Linked DNA regions of Homo sapiens: region 1 is linked to region 2. Evidence: chromatin loops called from intact Hi-C (ENCODE). Cell type or tissue: HCT116. All regions are shown on one strand. Links, peaks and the distances in the headings refer to the core of each region. The heading gives the core; the rest is flanking DNA.

Region 1 (8,331 bases), core at 116-8,115, 290 kb after region 2:
TGCCCAACTCGGCCTCCCAAAGTGTTGGGATTACAGGTGTGAGCCACCGCTCCCAGATGTTATTTGGAATTTTTGGTATTGAGTTGTATGAGTTCCTTATCTATTTTGGATGTTAACCCCATATCGGGTATGTGGTTTGTAATCTACTTTACATTTTTAATGTTTAAACCACGCGAAATAATTTTTAAAATAAAATAATAGAAAATCTGGCAAACCCCCCAAAAATAATTTCCAGTGAAACATCATATACTGTAGAGATTCAAGGAATTCAGTGCATATGGGAGTGAGGAAGAGAAGATTCTGGAAAACTGAGCTTGGTGGCTCAACCTGGGGCCCTGCAGATGAGCAAAGCTGTGTAGTTAAAGGGGGAGTCTGCATAAAGCCCCCTCCTGAAATGTGGTCGTGGGAAGAAAGCAAATGTTCGAAATGGTTACAGCACATTTATACAATTCACTACAGACGTTCAACAAAACAGATACGGAGAAATGCAACTATTTACTTCCATTCCTAATTATTTCAATATTTAGGTTGCCCCAAAAATCAAAAAAAGACAAAATTTTAAAAATCTTCCCACTGGGAAAACAGAGGCTTGCTGTCTACTTGGGATTCCAGTACAATTTGCTATTTTGTTGTTTTTTTTCTTTTGAGACAAGGTCTTGCTCTGTCACTCAGGCTGGAGTGCAATGGCGTAGTCTGGCTCACTGCACCCTCAACCTCCTGGGCTCAAGTGATCCTCCCACCTCAGCTTCCTGAGTAGTTGAGACTACAGGTGTGAGCCACCACAACTGGCTAATTATTATTATTATATTTTGTAGAGACAAGGTCTGTCTATATTGCCCAGGCTGGCCTCAAACTCCTGAACAAAAGTGATTCTCCTGCCTTGGCCTCCCAAAGTGCTGGATTACAGGTGTGAGCCACTGTGCGCAGCCTCATGCTGTATTTTAATGTCTGCATAAAGGCCAAGTGTTGTTCTGGGAAACAGAGTAGCCGCAAGCCCCAGGGAGTTATGGAGCATTTGAAATGCGGCTGGCTCGAATGCAGCCACATTTAATATAGGGTAGGGGAGACACTGGATTCCAGAGTCAGCATGAGAAACAAAATGTAAAATATCTTATCAATAATTTTAACATTGGTTAATGCTAAAATGCTAATAATATTTTAGATGTATTGGCTTAAATAAAATGTATTATTAAAATCGATTTCACTTCTATTTTTCTTTTTTAGTGTGTCTAATAGAAAATTTTAAATTACAAATGTGATTCCCATTATTTGTCTATGTACAGCACTGTTCTAGAAGGATAACAGCAAACAGATAGCAATAGTTACCTGGGGATAGATTTAGAGGGAATGTGGTCAAAAGAGAATTTTCCTTTTTGAAATATTTGATTTTTTTTTAACAAAAGTCAGAGGAGCCCAGTTAAGAGGCCCAGTGCTGTAGCAGAGTGCCTGACCTTGAACAAGTCACCTCACATCTCAGCATCTCAGTTTTCTTGCCTGTAAATTGGGATAATAAAAGTACCCACCACAGAGGGTTATATACAGATCAAATGCGTTATTAACATCTAAAGCACAGAGATGACTGACACAGTCCTAATAAACGCTATATTATTAAATAACAAATCTTACTGAATGTTAGCAAATTATTAGCCCAAGGAGAACATGTTCATGAATTGCTTCTTTAATTAAGAAACAATAATAAATTGCGAAATACAGAGCACAAAGTTTGAAGACAGAGAGCATTGAAATCCCAGCTCTTCCCTTTCTAACGAGATGACCTTGGCCAAGTCACTTTGCATCTCTGAGCCTCAGTTTCCCCCATGTGTAAAATGAGGGCCATCTAGCTCATAGGATGGTCAGGAGGATTCAGAAAGATCACACACAGAACACACTTGGTATCGGTAGAAGTTTGTAAAATGCTACTTGCTACATTCTCTCCATTATTACGAGGTATTTCTTATTGGTGTGATAACCGGATGCCATGAATGAGGGCTGCCAGGCCCACGGTGATTGGCAGCCCACCAATTTAAACCAGATTGGTGTATCTGGTTTAAATCCCAGAGTCCCCATGCTATGTAGCCTCGGCTGAGCCCCTGCCCATCTCTGGACCTCAGTCTCCTCATCCAAAAAATGAGGACCCAGACTTGAATACCTCTCAAGTTTTTTCTGGGAAAGCCCTCTAGGCCCTCTAGATTTGGGGGCATAGTACAGAGAGGCCCCCAGAAGACACATGTCTTTAAAGTCTTGTGTTTTACCTTTGAAATGCATCAGAGTTTTGCATCAGACTCTGTGATTCTTTGATATAAGAATGCCTTTTTCCCCAAAACAATGTTCAAATAAACAGCCCCCCAAAATAATCCAGTAAAATAAATGTTCCAGACAGAAGCACTATGCTTAGCTAGGGGGTCTGTTTAACTGTCCCCTGCCCCCAACTCCCTACTGTATGAGAAACACCAGACTCAATGGCCTAAGGGTTCTCAAAGGATTAACTTTCTTTTAAAATATATTTATACTTTAAAAAGTGAAGGAAGAATAATGTATGCATACAGAAAAAAAAGAAGAAAAATAAAGAATCTAAGAGTTCAAGTCCACATCTTGTAAAAAATGATTTTCTCTCCACCCCTTCTCGGCCTTCCCAAAGGCAAAAATCTATACATACTCCCACATTTTTAAAAATGGCCGGGTGTGGTGGCTCACACCGGTAATCCTAGCACTTTGGGAGGCTGAAGCAGGCAGATCACTTGAGGTCAGGAGTTCAAAACCAGCCTGGCCAATGTGATGAAACCCCAGCTCTACTAAAAAAGTACAAACACATTATCCGGGGGTGGTGGTACGTGCCTGTAATCCCAGCTACTCGGGGGGCTGAGGCAGGAGAATTGCTTGAACCTGGGAGGCAGAGGTTGCAGTGAGCTAAGATCGTGCCACTGCACTCCAACCTGGGCAACAGAGCAAGACTCTGTCTCAAAAGCAAAAACATATATATATATATATAAAATGTATGTATATATAGTGATATAGTATACCCTCTGCCTGCAGCTTGCTCTTTTTTGTAACAGTAGATTTCATTCACTACCAGTATGTCCCACTCTGTTTTAGATGCATAGATGGCCTTTAGATGAATGCATAATTTATTTAATCAGCCCTTACTGATGGACTTTAAATTGTTTCTAGCATTTGCAATTATAAGCAATGTGACAATGAATATGTTTGTGTATCTGTAGACATGTGCAAGCATTTATGTAGGATAAATTCCTAGAAGTGGAAGTACAGGATCAAAGGAATGTGCATTTTATTTTATGTTTCAGCAGGTTCTGCCAAAAGAGGCTGCAATGCTTCAAGCACCCCACAGCAATGTTCGGGGGCTGCTTTGCCCACATGCCTCTGGTCCCAATTAAGATGAGAAATCACCGTCCCACATTGCCACCTGCTGCTCATATTGAGAAATGCATCCTTCCTATAGCCAGCCCAGGGCTGCTCCCAGAGTGATGGGGGGAGTTCCTCTGCGTCTAATCAGACTCCTCTGGAGCATCTGTGTGGAGGAAATGGTAATGGAGAAACCCAATTTTTCCTGGGGAAGCAATCAGTGCTAGGATGTGGCAGGTGCTTTATGCACAGGATTTTGCAGACAGACAGACCAAGTTTCCACCTACCAGCTGCATGTCTATGACAAGTGATCTCACCTCTCTGAGCCTCAGTTTCCTTATCTGCAACATGGGTATGTGAATAACAACCTTCCAGCATGGATGGCAAGATTTGATAAGCTCAAATGAGTTCCTCTAAAAAGATAATAAAGGACACAAACAGCCGGCTCATAAACAGGAAATGCAAATGGCTACTGAAACACAAAAAAATACAAAAATTAACCAGGCTCAGTGGCACGTGCCTGTAGTCCCAGCTACTTGGGAGGCTGAGTTGGGAGGATCGCTTGAGCCTGGGAGGTCAAGATTGCAGTGAGCCGAGGTCTCGCTACTGCACTCCAGTCTGGGTGACAGAGCAAGACTCTGTTTCAAAACAACAAAAAAACCACACACACCCAGAGATGTTTCATCACAGTAGTCAGTGATATGCCACATAGAGCCAGATGTCCTTTTTTCCATCAGATTGGCAATTATTTAAAGGCTGATAACTGCATGTTGGCAAGGTTGTGGTAACATGCAAATTAAAGCAATAAGTTACCCACCTCTGCCCATCAGATTAGCAAATAAATGGAAAGATTGATGGCATCTGGTGGAGCAGATTTCTTCCCTTTAGGTAGGCGGATGAATTGCTCTGTGGTTTTGGAAATGATGTGGCAGAAGCAGATAAAAATTTTAATGTATAGGGCCTTTGACCTGGCAAAACCACTTCTAAGAAGTGGGCAGAGAGAAATGAAATAACCAGATGGTAGAACAGATACAAGTACAATGAAATGGTATAAAAGCAAAAAGAAAGAAAGATAGAATATTGACATCTGTCAGAGGGAAATGGCTAACTACTGAAACAGCCATGTGAGGGCTAAAAAAATGTATTGGTTTTTTGTTTTTGTTTTTGTTTTGAGATGGAGTCTTGCTCTGTCACCCAGGCTGGAGTGCAGTGGCGTGATCTTGGCTCACTGTAACCTCTGTCTCACCAGGCTCAAGTGATCCTCCCACCTCAGCCTCCCAAGTAGGTGGGATTACAGGCGCTTGCCGCCATGCCCGGCTAATTTTTTGTATTTTTGGTAGAGATGGGGTTTCGCCATGTTGGCCAGGCTGGTCGCAAACTCCTGACCTCAAGTGATCTACCTGTCTCAGCCTCCCAAAGTGCTAAGATTACAGGCATGAGCCACCGTGCTCGGCCAGATGTCTTGTATTTTTAATGTTAATTTCATATCCTTCTACTTTGCTGGATTCATTTATTGCTGGAGTTTGTTTTATTATTGATTTTCTGGGGTTCTCCAGGTACAATATCAGATCATCTGCAAATAGGAATAGTTTTACTTCTTTACCCATTCTGATGTCTATAATTGGTTTCTCTTGTTTAATTGCATCAGCTAATATCTCTAAAAGATGTTTATATCAACAGAGAAGAATGTACAGCTATATTGTTAGGTTAAAAACAGGTTGTAAATAACAGATACAATTTTTCTTTGTAAACACAGAGACACTGTAGATGTGCATATTTGTCTCTAGTTGTGAGAACATACAAAATACCATGAAGGGATAATACCACCATGCTAACATTGGCTTCACAGGAAGCTGGGCTTGGAAGAAGGGGTATTATATTTTATACAACCTGTAACTCTGAATTGTTAACCACAAGATTATGATTCTCTCATAATGTAAACAAAATCAATAATGCATTAAAGTTTGGCTTTTTAAAAATATATAAGCAAAAGGAAATGGGTGATGAAGTGTTTGAGCACTGACTATGACAATGCTTAACCTCGTATCTGGCACATAGTAAGTGCTCAGCAAACAGTGCTTTTTCTTTTTTTCTTTTCTTTCTTTCTTTCTTTCTTTCTTTTTTTTTTTTTTTTTTTTGAGACGGAGTCTCACTCTGTCGCCCAGGCTGGAGTGCAGTGGCACAATCTCGGCTCAGTGCAACCTCCACCCGCAGGGTTCTAGCAATTCTCCTACCTCAGCTTCCCGGGTAGCTGAGATTACAGGCGCCCACCACCACGCCCAGCTAATTTTTTTGTATTTTTAGTAGAGACAGGGTTCCGCCATGTTGTCCAGGCTGGTCTTGAACTCCTCACCTTAGGTGATCCACCCGTCACGGCCTCCCAAAGTGCTGGGATTACAGGCATGAGCCTCCGCGCCCGGCCACAGTGCTTTTTCTTGTTACCTCAGCCAATTCTAACAGCTGCCCTCTAGGAAGATCCTGCTGTTCCCCCCATTTTGCAGATGAGATCGCTGAGGCACAGAGAAAACACACAGATGCTGGGAGGGGGAGCTGGTAAAGCTCTTCAAGCCGTCAGAGCCCAGACTCTGTCTTAGCCACTCCCCTCCACGGTCCCTCCAGAGAAAGGAACTGGGGCAAGTAGAAGTAACTTGCTCCGAGTCACCAGCAAGGAAGCAGCAGCGCAGGAATTCAAATCCAGGCCTCTGCTGCAAGTCTCTGAGCCCAGCACACACAGCACTTCCCAGCCTTCTCAGGACACTTGTCAGACATGCAGTTTTCCAAGCTCTCCCCTGGAGACCTGGATTCCTATGGACCTGGATGGGGCTGAGGGACCTACGTTATGAAGAAGGGCCTGAGAGGATTCTGCTCATCAGGGAAGTTGGGGGCACATGGCCCAGGGAATGGCGCCGCCCAGTGGTTCCTACGGCCCCTGCACACGGAATCAGCCAGGACACTCTACCAACACTAAGTACGCTCTGCAGCCACAAAAACAGATGAGGTAGATTTTTACAAATCGATGTGGAAATGCTGTAGACAGGGAGTTGAGTGAAAGCTGTAAGCGGTACAACAATTCTTCTAGTGTGATATATCTAAGTTATAGAAGTACAGGCTAGGCAGGGCGTGGTGGCTCATGCCTGTAATCCCAACACTTTGGGAGGCCGAGGCAGGCAGATCTCCTGAGGTCAGGAGTTTAAGACCAGCCTGGCCAACATGGCGAAACACTGTCTCTACTAAAAATACAAAAAATAACCAGGCGTGGTGGTGCGTGCCTGTAATCCCAGCTACTCAGGAGGCTGAGGCAGGAGAATTGCTTGACCCCGGGAAGCAGAGGTTGCAGCGAGCCGAGATTGTGCCGCTGCATTCCAGCCTGGGCAACAGGGCAAGACTCTGTCTCAAAAAAACAAAAACAAAAACAAAACAAAAAACAGGCCAACAGCTAAAAGAAATGCACGTGTGCACTGAAAGATACGTACAAGAATGTTCACAACAACCTCTTCCTAACAGCTCCAAATGGGGGACTACTCAAATGTCTATCAACCAGGAATGGATAAACAAATTGTGGCATATTTCTTTAATGAAATACTATACGGCAATAAAAAGAACAAGCTGTTGGCCAGGCACAGTGGCTCACGTCTGTAATCCCAACACTTTGGGAGACCAACGTGGGAGGATTGCTTGAGCCCAGGAGTTGGAGACCAGTCTGGGAAACATAGTGAAACCTCATCTCTACAAAAAAATTTAAAAATTAGCCAAGCCTAGTGGCATATGCCTGTAGTCCCAGCTACTCAAGAAGCTGAGGGGGAAGGATCACTTGATCCCAGGAGATTGAGGCTGCAGTGAGCCGAGATCGCACCACTGCACTCCAGCCTGGGTGACAGAGTGAGACCCTGGTTCAGAAAAAAAAAAAAAAAAAAAAAAAAAAAAAAGGCATGCTGGCTCACTCCCATAATCTCAGCACTTTGGGAGGCCAAGGCAGGAGGATCGCTTGAGCCCAGGAGTTCAAGACCAGTATAGGTAACATAGCAAGACTCCGTCTCAAAAAAATTGTTTTTAAGACAAAAAACAAAAAATAAATAAAAACTGGACTATTGATCCATACAACAACCTGGATGAATCTCCCAACATCAAGTTGAGTGAAAGAAGCCAGGCATAAAAGGGCACATACTGTGTGATTCCATTTCTAGGAAGCTGAAGAATAGGCAAAACTAATTGGAGGTAAAAGAAACCAGTCCAGTGGCTACCTCGCAGGGGTGAATACTGGCTGGGAAAGAGCATAAAATGTTTAGATCCACTTCTCAGTGCATTTATTTATTTATTTATTTATTTATTTATTTATTTATTTAAGACAGAGTCTGGCTCTGTCACTCAGGCTGGAGTGCAGTGGCGTGATCACAGCTCACTGCAACCTCCAACTCCCAGGTTCAAGCTATTCTGCCTCAGCTTCCCGAGTAGCCAGGAATGCAGGCACCCGCCACCATGCCTGGCTAATTTTTGTATTTTTAGTAGAGATGGGGTTTCACCATGTTGACCAGGCTGATCTCAAACGCCTGACTTCAAGTGATCCGCCCACCTCAGCCTCCCAAAGTGCTGGGATTACAGGTGTGAGCCACTGCACCTGGCCTCTCAGTGCGTTTAGATGTGTGTGCTTTCCTGTATATAAATTATACCTCAGTAAAAAACAAGAAGTTAAAAGCTTCAAAAATAAAATAAAAATAAAAATAACACACATCTGTGTGTCTGTTTAGAGAAAGTGCTCCCAGGATGTACTCCAAGCTAGTGATGGTGGTTGCCTCTGTAGAGGGAAGTGGTGGGCTGAGGCTGGGGAGAAAGTGGAGCGCTCTTTTATTCTTCCCTGTAAATTATTCTATATGGCTTGAATTTTTTATAATCAGCACGAACTACTTGTAAAAACTTTTAAAGCAACTCAAACCTTAAAACACAAAAAGGAACACACACACACACAGAGATTCT
Region 2 (8,331 bases), core at 54-8,053:
CACCCACCTCAGCCTCCCAAAGTGCTGAGACTACAGGCACGAGCTACTGCACTCGGCCAAGAAGTGCTTGCCGCTTTTCATTTTAATCTGCTAACTTACCAATTGAAAACGTGCACTTCTTATCGTAAGCTTAAAAAAAGATAAAATCATCCCTGAAATCTTATGCTTTCTTCTCATCCCAGTTGCCAAAGCTCTGCAGGAATTTGACTTGGCCTTAAGAGGAAAGAAGAAAAGGAAGAAGTTTATGAAGGATGCCAAAAAAAAGGGGGAGATGACAGTGAGTGGCCTCCCTTTTGGAGTTTGGGCCCACTCGGTGGGGTGGGTCAGAGTGGCCTGGTGTGTTCCACACTCACACCTCCCCACTCCCCCTAGGCAGAGGAAAGGTCTCAGTTTGAAATCCTCAAGGCGCAGATGTTTGCTGAACGGCTAGCGAAGAGGAATCGCAGAGCCAAGCGGGCCCGAGCAATGCCCGAGGAGGAGCCAGTGAGAGGTCCTGGTAGGTGAATGGGGAGCCCAAAGGAGCTTGTACAAGGTTTTCCCTGAAACCTGTGCTTTGGGTCAGGGAGAAAATCTGAGGGATGATGACAGTAGCCCACATTATTTGAGTAATTAGTATGTACCAATGTGTACAGCTATCCCTCCACGGTCTAAGGGGCGCAGTGACCTTGTGGTTGTTGAGAACTAGGATTTGAACGCCAGCTTTTCTGACTCCGGAGCCTAAGGCCTCACCAGCTGCTACTTGGAGGAGCTGGTGAGGACAGAATGAAAATAGTCTTTGGATGCCAGAGTATCCACTGAACTTGGAATCATTACCTTGAACTTAAGGGGATTTAGGAGCTTGGGCCAAAGACAACCATATGTAACCCATTCTCTCTGTGCACAGCCAAGAAGCAAAAGCAGGGGAAGAAATCTGTATTTGATGAAGAACTCACCAACACAAGCAAGAAGGCCCTGAAACAGTATCGAGCTGGGTAGGATTTTAAGTCATCATGGAGCCCTTGGTATTCTTTTTTTTTTTTTTTTTTTTTTTGAGACGGAGTCTCGCTCTGTCGCCCAGGGTGGAGTGCAGTGGTGCATCTTAGCTCACTGCAAGCTCCACCTCCTGGGTTCAAGCAATTCTCCTGCCTCAGTCTCCCAAGAAGCTGGGACTATAGGCGCACGCCACCATGCCCAACTAATTTTTGTATTTTTAGTAGAGATGGGGTTTCACCATGTTTGCCAGGATGGTCTCGATCTCTTGACCTCCTGATCCACCCGCCTCAGCCTCCCAAAGTGCTGGGATTACAGGCTTGAGCCACCGTGCCCGGCGAGCCCTTGGTATTCTAATGGAAGCTATGAGTCTTCTGCCTCCTTCCCCATTTCCAGTTTTTGCACACCTATAGCTTTATACTATGTAAATTCAAGGGTACCTGTCTGTTCTCCACCCCCCACCCCTCTCAGAGCCACCTGAGGATCCCAAGGTGAGAACAGGAGAGGGGTGTTCAGTTAGCACTGTTCCTGCCTTGGAGGTGAAATAGTACATTGTTGGGTTCAGAAATGGAGCTTTCCTTCAGGGGAGTGATAACTCTTTCATCTCAAGTTCCATCCTGCAGAACCCCAGAGAATCCTGGCTTGCTCTTAGGAATATGTTGTCCCACACCATTTTCCCCAGCCCAAGGTTGGGGCAGGGGCAGACTAAGCTTCCCAAGTAGTGGTATATACCTAAGAAGGGCCTCTTCCAACCTTGTTTTAAAATTGGGCCCTGACTTCCAGAAACACGTTATCAGGTGGAAACACATAAAGGCTTAGAACTTAGGGCCTGAAAATGATGCATCCCAGAGATGCTACTGCTTCATGTAGGAGCTGGGGAGGGTGGGGGTGAGACAACACCCATTTGTTCAACAGTTTGCTCATTTCAGCATGTCATCTTCTCTCACAGCCCTTCCTTTGAAGAAAGGAAACAGTTGGGCTTGCCCCACCAGAGACGAGGAGGAAACTTTAAATCTAAATCCAGGTGATACTGGCTGTTTTGGAGGGGCATAGGTTTTGGGATTAGAGATAAAAACCTTTCATGGAAAAGAAGCTTCTCCATCCTCATTCTGGTCTTAACTCTGATTTTCTTACAGATACAAGAGGAGGAAGTAGCTGTCGTGGCCTGAAGAAATTCATGGGGGCAGCCCTTAAATCCCTTCCCTGTGGGAAGTCATCCTGGCTGGTCTGTCTTTTCTCCATTTGTTTAAAAAAAAAACAAAAACAAAAAACAACACTTTGGTGTGGTGGTATGGTACGTAGCTATTTTCCTAAGCATGTCTGTCAATCTCCCTTCTTGCTGATTAGCTTTCATATGACTATATTAAATGGAAGTATTTTTGGGAAAAGAGAAACCAATCCAAGTGTATATCTTATTACTATCTCTTCCTCAATGGCAAATGTGCCCACAGTCTACTAGCTTGGTATCACCACATACAGTTGGTATGCATAATCTTTATGCTTGTAGAGGAACAGGGTATGGAGTGAGGAAATTCTTGGTAGAAGTTCTCTTCTAGCCTGGGGAACATAACAAGACCCTGTCTCTTAAAAAAAAACAACAACAACAGAAAAGTTCTCTTCTGTTGATACTCTAGAACTAAGAGCTAAATGATAGCTGAAGAAGATAGCTAAATGATAACTCTTAGTTCTAAAACATCAACAGGGGAGAACTTTAGCATGAATGCCAACCATGCACCAGATATTCTGTGTGCTGAATAGAATCCAGTCAACTCACTGCACTCCTGTGAGGCAGGCAGTGATATCCTCATTTTCCAATAAACAGAGGCTTGGAAAGACTAACTTTCCAGAGTTGCACAGCTGGGAATTCAGGTTTTCAACCAACATCTACTTGAACCCTCACCTTACCTCTTGCTGCTGTGCTGTGGAAATGCTGCTGGAGAAATGGAAGCCCGAAAAGGACAGAAGGAGCCTTGACACCATAAATTAGTTACTTGCTGCAAAAACCAGAGTCTCTTGTCCTCCAGGCTGGAGTGCAATGACACGATCTTGGCTCATTGCAACCTCCACCTCCCGGGTTCAAGCGAATCTCCTGCCTCAGCCTCCCAAATACCGGTGATTACAGGTGCCCGCTACCATGCCTGGCTAATTTTTGTATTTTTAGGAGAGACAGGGTTTCACCATGTTGGCCAGGCTGGTCTTGAACTCCTGACCTCAGGTGATCCACCACCTCAGCCTCCCAAAGTGCTGGGATTACAGGCTTGAACCACTGTACCTGGCCAAAAACCAGTTTTGATCCTGTAAGAACGTCGGTTCTCATCCTTTTCTGACTCAGAATGAGATGAAAGCTGTGGGGCCCCACCTGGAAAACTGTATAGTTTGTTATAATTTCAGGGAGTACTTACCACCCTACCCCCAGCTTAAAAATTATAAGTTATCCAGTAGCACATACCCTAGATACTAAAGAGTGTGTTCAAAGCTATTCATTCAGGCTGCACCTAAGTCACCAACAGAGGGTCCAATTCAGAAAATGATGGCACAACTGTGTGATGGAGTACAGTTCAGACTACTGTCTTACTGGATTTTACAGAAAGTAGGTTATTAGGCTAAAAAAGCCAAGTGCAGAACTGTGTACTTTTTCTTTTCCTTTTCCTTTTTTTGAAGCAGGGTCTCACTCTTGCCCAGGCTGGAGTGCAGTGGCTTCACTGCTCACTGCAACCTCGACCTCCCCAGGCTCAGGTGATCCTCCTACCTCAGCCTTTGGAGTAGCTAGGACTACAAGTGCAAGCAACAACACCTGGCTTATTTTTGTATTTTTTTTTTTGTGGAGATGGTTTCGCCCTGTTGCCCAGGCTGGTCTTGAACTCCTGGGCTCAGGCCATCTGCCCAATGTGGCCTCCCAAAGTGCTGGGATTACAGATGTGAGCCACCATGCCTGGCCTAAGGGATGTGTATTGCATGTGCATAAGTTCTCTCTGGGAGGACTCAGGAAGTTAACAGGGTTTGCCTCTGGAGAAAGAAACTTCAGGTATACCCTTTTGTACAGGCTGAAAAAATGTTCTTTTTACCGTGGGTAAAAATGATTCATTCACCAGCTAAATAAAAATCCTGTATCACAAAAACAAAATCACAGCCTCACTGTAGACAGTGCCTTCCCTGTGCCCGTCTTCACTGTCTTTGGCTGAGTTGCTTCTGAAAATTGAGGATACACGTGGACCACTGATTTTCTCAATCATTGTTTTTAATTGGCTTTATAAGCTAAAGTGCATAGTAAAGACAAAAAAAGGAAATGCATACATAGGAAAGGGACACTTAGAAAGGACCTGAGATACCTAAATGTCTGTTCTAAGGAACACTGGAAGGAGGGAATGCAGATGCAGGCAGCAGGCCTGGGTCTGGCTTCTGGCCTGGGTTTGGAGCCTGCAGAAGCTGCTGGCATGCTAGCTCTACCCAGGGAACAGCTCCAAGAGGGAGTGTTGGGATGAAGGATCACACTTGGGATAGGTGCTGCTGGTACCAAATGTGATTTTAGCTCCATTCAGGGCCCAGGGGTAACCAGCAGTGCCACCAAACCTGTCAGCAGGTAAAGAAACTTCTACCATCCCAAAGTGCAGGTTACAGGAAAGGGGTCACTCCTTAATGACGACCTGGGCCTGCTGCATAAGGCCCATCTTATGCAGCATGTGGGCTGTCCCATCTTCCCCACTCTCAGTGACTATGTAACTGTGTCAGGGTGAGTTGGTGCAGTCTTTTGTCTTATCACGTGCCTCCATCTCCTGGAGGCAGGGTGCCCAAGGAGGGCAGGGAGGGGTTCTTGTGCTCCTTTAAGGGATAAGCAGTTCATAAACAACTATGGGCCTCTGTTTATTATGAGAGTTAGTCTGCAAATTAGGGCCTGGCAATTAGAATCGGTCTGCATCAATGAGCTCATACTCTGTTCCTGGGGAACAATGTAGAATAAACATCTGACCAAGTAAAGACCCAGAGATACCACTAGGTGGCCCTAGGTGGAAGCCCCAAACATGTTCCAGGGAGTCTGTCCACTAATTTGCAGGAGAGAAGGGGTGAGATTTGTTAACTTTGCTCTCAGTTCTGGAGATAAAGTGCTTACTCTAGCGCAGGGGTAAATCTAGAAACAAATGTGGGTGAGCCCTAAAAGTGGATCCTTAAGTAGGTGCTAAGACTAAAAAGAATGATTTTTTTTTTTTTGAGACAGAGTCTTGCTCCTGTCGCCCAGACTGGAGTGCAATGGCATGATCTCAGCTCACTGCAACCTCCGCCTCCTGGGTTTAAGCGATTCTTCTGCCTCAGCCTCCCAAGTAGCTGGGATTACAGGCGCCCGCCATAACGCCCAGCTAATTTTTGTATTTTTAGTAGAGACGGGGTTTCGCCATGTTGGTCAGGCTGGTCTCGAACTCCTGACCTCGTGATCCGCCTGCCTCGGCCTCCCAAAGTGCTGGGATTACAGGCGTAAGCCACTGCGCCCAGCCTAAAAAGGATGATAATAAAAAACAAACTTCAGTTCCTTCATTAGGGAGCTGGCCCCAGTCATTCAGTGGCGAGGGCAAAAGGCAGTGGTGTACCATCTTCCTACATCATCCCCTGGATCTCCTCAAAGTTCATCAGGTTGTTGGCCGTGTCAGACCAGGCAGCATGCTGGGCTCCATCCATTTCAGAAGCAAGCTGGTTGCTTCTTTCCAGAGTATGATTTGTGCCACCAATCACTTCCTTACAGTCAGGACACGTGCCCCTCTCCATGGCTCCCCCACAATCGCCAATCACATAGATATGGCCATTGCGGCACTTGAACCAGTGACCACGAGGATAACCTATGGCACTGACAATCTGCACTCGCTCTTCCTCTGAGATGCCCAGGCCAGAGCAGGGAAGGGTGGCTTTCAGAGCTTCCATCTTTTCCTGCACAAGTTGTTCATCCTCTTGGGTGAACTTACATGTTTTCTCAAGGATATTCTGGACACTATAGACCTCTACTGCTATGCTATCTTTCACCTTCTTCTCTGCTATCTTGTAGCGGGTCAGAAGGTTCACCAGGTATGTGAGCCTCTGGATTTCACTTCGGAGGTCACTTAGTTCCTGGCTAGTGAAGCTCAAGCGCTTCTTGGCCAGCCACTCATGGACCTGTTCTAGTCGAGTCCTCACTCTTTTCTCTTCTAAGACATGCATCTTTTTCAGGGAATCCCACAGGCTGGCCAGGTGGTCATAGAAGCTGATGTAATTCTCAACCAGACCCAGGTCCTTCACTGACAGATTTTTCTGGGCCAGCTTCTCCTTTAACATCAGGAAGTCTTCAGGAAGCAGCTGGTGGAGGAGGCTCTTCCTCTCCAGCAGGGCCTTAAGCCGTTCCTGGCTGGTTGCTATTTCCCCTGCTGAGCCCTGGATCTTTTCCTTGATGATTTCAATCTCTTCTAGCCGCTGTTTTATGCTAGTTCCATACCTCAGGTTTTTGCGGATGGGCACCTGGCAGATAGGGCAGACTTTCAATCTGATGGCGACTTCATCATCCTTCTGTTCATTCATGTAGCGGTCTAGGGCTTGCACCTCAAAGATGTGGCTGCAGTCTTCCAGCTGCACAAAGCGGGCATCAGGCTCATCCTCAAAGCCAAAGAATATTTGGGTGACCTCATCCATGTGGCAGATCCGGCATTTCTTGGGGCATGGCTCCCCACAGAGACCAATGCAGGGGTGGCCACAAACTAGCAGCTTAGTACAAGGCACATAGCATGGGGGTCGGTTGCAGGGCTCAGAGCAGAGTTTGGTGCACTGGTAGTGCTGGCAGCGCCAGACACAGGGTTCCACGCAGGGACTACACAGCTCCCCACATTTCTTCTTGCACTGGCTGTGGACACAGCGGTTCTGACAGGTCCGCTGGCAGGGTGGGCACTCACCAATGCATGGTTCCTGGCACTTGTGTGAGCAGATAAGCAGGCGCTTGCAGGGCTGCTGACAGCGTTCATGGAAACGCCCTTCGAAGCAGCTGTGGCAGGAGCCTGGGCAAGGATGCCCGCAGTCCAAGATAGTGCCACACTTTGTGGTACACTTGACTAGCAGACCACCATACAGGAGGCCTTCCACATGACCACATTTTACCGGTTGACTGTGCCCACACTTGAGTTTTATGGTGACCATTTCTGAACACAGCTGCACACAGTCCTCACCACATGGGTGGCTGCATCTGTGCCCACATCTCAGAGACTTGGAGCAAGGCTCCTGGCAGCAGAAATCTGACTCAGGCACGGAACAAGGGACCATTTGTTCATGGCCGCACCGAGGAATGGTTTTGGGCACCTTCACCTGACAAGGCTGACACTCCTGGAAGCAAACAAGGGGACACCGGTGCCCTTCCTGACAGATGACCTTCTGGCATGGCTTCATGCATTGGAACTCCTTGTGTGAAGAGTCATAAGGGTGGCAGGCACGGGTGCAGACATGCCCACAGCCCAGGCGGAACTCGCAGGGCAGGCTGCAGCCTCCTTCGGGTACTTTTTGGAAGTCAGAAGCTTTGGATACTAAGGTGTGGGTTTCAGGGTGGTTCTGGCAGCAGAGCCGGAGCATGGGGCCTATTTGATTGTTCTCTCGAAGTGTATGAATGATCTTGCTCCACAGGGGCACCTTGGCCAGCATCTGCATGTTTCCGATGCAGTACATTCCCTTCTTGGCTCGGGACAAGGCCACACAGATGCGGTTGGATATCTGCAGAAAACCCACCTTGCCTTCTTGGTTGCTCCGCACTAGCGAGAGGAGGATGATGTCATTCTCTTCCCCTTGGTATTTGTCCACAACATGGACCCTGACGCCAGCAAATGTCTTGGCAGGCATCAGTTTGCGCAGGCAGAAGAGCTGCCCGGTATAGGTAGTGAGGATGGTGATCTGGGAAGGCAGGTATTCCTGGCACAGGAAGTACTTGCACAGCTCTACCACAAAGTGAGCCTCATGCTGGTTCTGATGGCTTTTGCCCTCTTGGATTTCCTGTTCAGGAAAGTTGTGTTCTACAAAGAAAAGGTTGGAAGACACCCCCTGACAGGGAAAAGAAGTGACATGTTAAAAGGTTCACTCATGGCACTTGTTTTTTTCTTCCTCTCTTGACATGCACTGGCCACTTACTCTGCTCCAGAGAGAGACCTTGGAAAGCTTTTTGTCCACTCAACATCACTATCTTTAGTTCTTTAGTTAGTCATTGTGTGCTTCATTTTGGGGCCACAGCAAGTTATGAAAATAAAAGATTATGTCTCTTTCAGTTTTCAAGATACTTGTTTGATGTTAATATTTAAAAAAGCTGGCTGGGTACAGTGGCTCACGTCTGTAATCCCAGCACTTTGAGAGGCCGAGGTGGGTGGATCACCTGAG

Evidence for each region. Peaks named below come from ENCODE experiments on the same cell type or tissue, not always from the same donor. Only the 100,000 strongest peaks of a DNase experiment are listed, where the experiment ranks them.
Region 1: it touches region 2 in a loop (5-fold over the local background); 7 of 110 quality-filtered maps call a loop at or near these places.

Annotation. Positions count from the first base shown.
Region 1 is chr20:49,531,001-49,539,331 of GRCh38, forward strand. All of the region lies in intron 5 of PTGIS (prostaglandin I2 synthase), which reads right to left. Among named protein-coding and RNA genes, the nearest start is that of PTGIS, 33 kb to the right of the region's middle. In HCT116, for the core only: CTCF peaks have their summits at 3,423 (motif pointing left) and 6,278 (motif pointing left); a DNase peak (open chromatin) is centred at 3,401; H3K27me3 peaks cover 317 bases.
Region 2 is chr20:49,241,711-49,250,041 of GRCh38, forward strand. It overlaps DDX27 (DEAD-box helicase 27), which reads left to right. Exons shown (of 21, transcript NM_017895.8): 17 at 183-277; 18 at 373-496; 19 at 884-971; 20 at 1,919-1,993; 21 at 2,106-2,363. The coding sequence ends at 2,124. ZNFX1 (zinc finger NFX1-type containing 1) reads right to left here. Exons shown (of 14, transcript NM_021035.3): 14 at 4,190-8,001. The coding sequence ends at 5,557. Among named protein-coding and RNA genes, the nearest start is that of DDX27, 26 kb to the left of the region's middle. In HCT116, for the core only: a CTCF peak has its summit at 4,946 (motif pointing right); a DNase peak (open chromatin) is centred at 4,971.